2 separate regions of the Homo sapiens genome follow, and region 2 is linked to region 1. Evidence: chromatin loops called from intact Hi-C (ENCODE). Cell type or tissue: natural killer cell. All regions are shown on one strand. Region 1 overlaps CCDC12 (coiled-coil domain containing 12). Region 2 overlaps SETD2 (SET domain containing 2, histone lysine methyltransferase).

Region 1 (2,500 bases):
AGTGTCACCTTGTGCCCATCCTCAGGGCCACTGCAGCCCCATGCCGGGGTGGAGGGACTTCCTGTCGGGTGCTGCCGTGGTGGGAGCTGTGTTCCAAGGGCACTTAGCGGGTAGGGCAGTCACCCGGAGTCTGACTCACCCTGAAGATGGAGTGATAAGAAGTGAGCTGAACACCACCATGCCTGGGACCAGAAACTGCACAGATCTCTACTGCCCAGAGACTGGCAGGGGGAAAGGGGGAGAGACTCTGCTTCTCCTGGGCAGGCTGAGATCTCGTCAGGCTGCAGAGCTCCTCACTCTGGGTCCCCTGCACTCAATGTGCTGCTAGGATGACTTGGTCCGAGTATCCACTCTATCTGCTGACCAGACCAAGAGTTCCTAGAGGGCAGACGTTTGTTGTACCAGTTTGCACCCACAGGCCTGACACCAACTACAGCAGGCACAGCACTGTGGTAGAGGAGTGCACAGGAGCGGGGAAATCCCAGCTCCATTTCATCTTGGCTGTGTGACCTTGGGCAAGTTATATGACCTGTCTGGCCTCAGTTTCCTCATCTACAAAAATGAGGATAATCATACTGACATCATATCACCATTACAAGGAAATGATGAAGGAGAAAAGCCTGCAGCTTAGGGAGCCTGAAGAACAGGGAGAATCAGGCCAGGGCAGGAAGGAAAGGGCTGCAGAAAAGCCAGCGGGGCACAGGCCCAGAACGGTGTGCCTCTGCAGAGGTCATGGGAAGCTCCCATGCCCATCATCCTTATCAGATGTTCTCAGCAATCCTGTAAGCAGACAGGGCAGTGTTGTAATACCTGCTTCACCAAGACATTAGGAGATGACGTCAGATGATCTGTGCAGTGTAGACAGATCTGATTCCCCATTCAGTGCTTCACCAAGAGTCAGCAGGAACAGGTGGTGACTACCATCCAAGAGGCTGGGATTAGCTAAGAGCCACTGCTCTCCTGTGGGTTCATGTGTTCCCTAAAGGCTTCTGAGCAGAGCAAGAACAAAGCGCTGAGCGGGAGGCTGGGAGAACAGCGAGGCTAGAGATAAGGACTGGAGATAAGGACGGGAACTAGGTCAACAGCGGTGGACTAGAACAAGGAGGTGCCTCAACGCTGTGGGGAGACAGGGAGGAGCAGAAACAACTGAGGTTCTGCTGGTGACTCACTGGGGGAAGGAAGGCGCCTTTGACAAAAAGGTGGTGGCACTTAGGGGACAAAGAGAAAGGGTGTGGCAGCCTTCAGGCATTCTAACGGTGAGGCTTGACACCCAAGGCCTGACGAAGGTTGGTGCCAAGGGATAGCACCTGTCAAGGTGCCCTCAGCGGTGGAAAGGAGGGCCCGCTCCACTCAGAAGAGAGGCACGCTGGGCCCCACCATCCATATGGCACCTCAAGGGCCAGGCCACGGCATGCCTAGTGCAGCTCCTCGCCAGGCCCGTCACACGGCCCTGCCCAGATATCCTCCATGTGTCTGTCAGGAGTGTGGGGAGCCAGCCCAAGTCAACTCTGATCCTATTCTTGCTGCAAGTGCTCAAGGGAGGCACTACAGAGCTCCTCCAGCAGACTTTATCAGTCGACAAATACTGACTGGCTCCCCTGTGGTACTCCATGCTGTACTCAGATACTCCATGCTGGGTACTGAGGAGGAAGAGGAACGAGTAGGCACCTAGTGCCCACAGAGCAGGGCAGGGGTTCTTATCCTCGGTGCACAGATTCCAGAGGTCAATGACCAGACAGAAACACAGGCGAGTGTGAGAAGGTGAATCTTAGTGGATGAGAAATCTGGAGCTCTTCAGATTCTCAAGGGGGTGGTGACCCACAGGGGAAAAGGGAAGGTGTCAACAGCCAGGGAAGGCAGTGTTTTTTTGGGTGGCATTAAGAGGTGTCTACAGAGGCTTTCCAAAGGAAGTGTCACCTTAAAGGATGAGTGACAGTGGGGACAGAGGGACGGAGGGGGAAGAGAGCAGAGGGAACAACCAGAACCATTAGTATGCAAAAGGCCCCTCCCACTGCCCTGAGACTTCACCCACACTGGCCCCAGCAGGAAATAACCTCTTGAAAGGTCACACAGAGGGCAGGGCAAAGACCAGTCTCTTCCCCTTCCTTCATATGCAGCCAGACTGGACGAGTTCCTCTGGGAAGTCTGGCCTGGCTCCAAACTCCCTCCAGGGTCCTCCCTGTAGGGGCACTGTGGTATGCAGGAAGCCCAGCCTGCAGCCCTGGACTGGGCAGGTGGTGGGAACATCAGGACACACTGCTTACCAGTGGTGGGACCTCCCTGAGGCTCTGTCTCCTCCCCTGTCAAAGTGGGGCTGGCACTACTTTAACAGGGGCATGTGAGGATTATACAAGGCAACTTGGGTCCACCATGTGGTACAGGGTCCCGCATGACCCTGCACCATGAAAAACTGCCTGCTGGCCGGGCACAGTGGCTCACGCCTGTAATCCCAGCACTTTGGGAGGCCAAGGCAGGTGGATCATAAGGTCAGGAGTTCGAG
Region 2 (2,500 bases), 89 kb after region 1:
ACCTGTGGTCAGGAGTTCAAAACCAGCCTGGCCAACATGGTGAAACCCTGTCTCTACTACAAATACAAAAATTAGCCGGGCGTGGAGTGCACATCTGTAGTCCCAGCTACTCGGGAGGCTAAGGCAGGAGAATTGCTTGAACCCAGGAGGCAGAGGTTACAGTGAGCCGAGATTGTACCACTGCACTCCAGCCCGGGCAACAGAGTGAGACTCCGTCTCATTTAAAAAAAAAAGGCAAAGAGAACAAGAGAGGCCCTGAAGCGATCATAGTAATGGGTGTTTTGAACACCCATCACAATTCTTGGCCATATATCTCCCTCAAATGAGTAAGTAGTTAGTATGCATCTGAGTCTCTCAATGTCTAAAAAAGGCCATTCTTTTTTTTTTTTTTTTTTTTTTTTTTGAAAAGGGATTCAGGGTTGTAATGGGATTATTTTTTATATTTTTTTATTTTATTATTATTATACTTTAAGTTTTAGGGTAGATGTGCACAACGTGCAGGTTTGTTACATATGTATACATGTGCCATGTTGGTGTACTGCACCCATTAACTCGTCATTTAGCATTAGGTATATCTCCTAATGCTATCCCTCCCCCCTCCCCCCCACCCCACAACAGTCCCCAGAGTGTGATGTTCCCCTTCCTGTGTCCATGTGTTCTCGTTGTTCAATTCCCACCTATGAGTGAGAACGTGCGGTGTTTGGTTTTTTGTCCTTGCGATAGTTTGCTGAGAATGATGATTTCCAGTTTCATCCATGTCCCTACAAAGGACATGAACTCATCATTTTTTATGGCTGCATAGTATTCCATGGTGTATATGTAAAAAGGCCATTCTTTCTCCCTGACTTCATCTCTACACCTTGATACATGCATAGTCACTCACTTATTTTTCAGAATAAAGAAAAAAGAATCCCAAGACCATGCGGGATGGTCTTGGACGGACTCCCAAATGATCAGGAAATACATGTGTAAGCCACACTCACCTTCATGGGGTTTTCATCATATGTTGGAGTTCCCAGGTCCATCTCAGCTTCATGCTCAAGGCTGGCATCATCTCCTGGGCTTTCCCAAGTAGGAGGATCCCACTGAGTCTGCCTAGAAAGAGACAAAAACAGCCATGCTGTCAGGGCTAGGAAACAGAGAATCCTGACATAAACATCACTGCTCATACATACATAAAATACAACATACAATAAGACATAGAATAAGTCAGCTCCATGAGTTAAAGACAAACTTTTTCTATCTTCCTAACAGCAATGATTCTAGCACAGAGATATGCCCCTCTTCAATGACTGTATTTCTGTGGGCAATGATGTGGCAACACTGACTGGGTGTCAAAGAGAGCAGTAAACCCAAACATCCTGTCTGTCTCTCACCTGACTCTTAATGTCATGCAAATAAGACTGGGCAAAGCCTAAAATGTACAGGAAATAGGTCCCTGCCTATGTCACCCCTCTGTAGATGAAGAGGTAAACAGTGACTGTACCTAGCATATAAATGGAGCAAAATAAATCATGTAACACCTCTCACAGTCCTTGACCACGTGAGAAAATTATCCCTTGCTTTAGGAGTTTTCTTTTTAATAGTTCTGCCCCTCTGGTTTAATGACTGACAAGAAAAATACGTACAGGTTAAAAACTTGTACCCCTGGCCAGGCATGGTGGCTCATGCCTGTACTCCCAGCACTTTGGGAGGCTGAGGCAGGTGGATCACCTGAGGTCAGGAGTTCGAGACCAGCCTGGCCAACACGGTGAAACCCCATCTCTACTATAAATACAAAAAATTTGCCAGTCGTGGTGGCGGGCGCCTGTAATCCCAGCTACTCAGGAGGCTGAGTCAGTAGAATAACTTCAACCTGGGAGGCGGAGGTTGCAGTGAGCCAAGATCGTGCCATTGCACTCCAGCCTGGGCAACAAGAGTGAAACTCTGTCTTAAAAAACAAACAAAAAAAAAAACAAAAACTTGTACCCTCTGCTAAAAATATTCCCGACCGACTGCAAAAAGAAGGTTTCGGCCATGTTAACCCTTTAAATGTTTACAGTCATTTTGAAAATAAGCAAGCAAAGATTTTTCTTTTTTAAAAAAGATCTGTAGGATAAAAAGTGGAAGTAAGGATATTCACGTTCAGGAGTCTGAAGCCAGCTGTAACAGAGAATGTTATGAGGACAGTGACTTAAAATGTCAAAAGCCTCAAAGGATCTAACAAATCTGGCAGGTCAGTCTTGTCACTACAGTCTTCTGCTTTACCACCACATCAATCTTCAGTCAACAACATAACAACATTAAAGACACTTGATATAAATCAGTGTATATACATATATATAGACTATTGTAAAAATAGGCTTACCTCTGACCTATGGAACTCATTTATTTTAAAAGGCTCAAGATTTCTACCATAATAAAAGAACCACAAGCAGCTAAGGATGTTATTATAGAAACTGAACAAATATATACATGTCTGTTCTTAGCTACCAGATAAAGAAAACCTAGAAAAGATGGG

What was found. Hi-C counts contacts between places; a loop is a spot of excess contacts. Peaks named below come from ENCODE experiments on the same cell type or tissue, not always from the same donor. Only the 100,000 strongest peaks of a DNase experiment are listed, where the experiment ranks them.
Region 2: it touches region 1 in a loop (4-fold over the local background); 1 of 110 quality-filtered maps calls a loop at or near these places.

Annotation. Positions count from the first base shown.
Region 1 is chr3:46,947,328-46,949,827 of GRCh38, forward strand. All of the region lies in intron 1 of CCDC12 (coiled-coil domain containing 12), which reads right to left. Among named protein-coding and RNA genes, the nearest start is that of CCDC12, 28 kb to the right of the region's middle. RefSeq lists a silencer at 912-1,206. In natural killer cell, no CTCF peak of the experiment used is centred here; DNase peaks (open chromatin) are centred at 74, 444, 1,144 and 2,014; H3K4me3 peaks cover 650 bases; H3K27ac peaks cover 2,500 bases.
Region 2 is chr3:47,036,683-47,039,182 of GRCh38, forward strand. It overlaps SETD2 (SET domain containing 2, histone lysine methyltransferase), which reads right to left. Exons shown (of 21, transcript NM_014159.7): 18 at 984-1,095. Among named protein-coding and RNA genes, the nearest start is that of NBEAL2, 58 kb to the left of the region's middle. In natural killer cell, no CTCF peak of the experiment used is centred here; a DNase peak (open chromatin) is centred at 1,369; H3K27ac peaks cover 999 bases.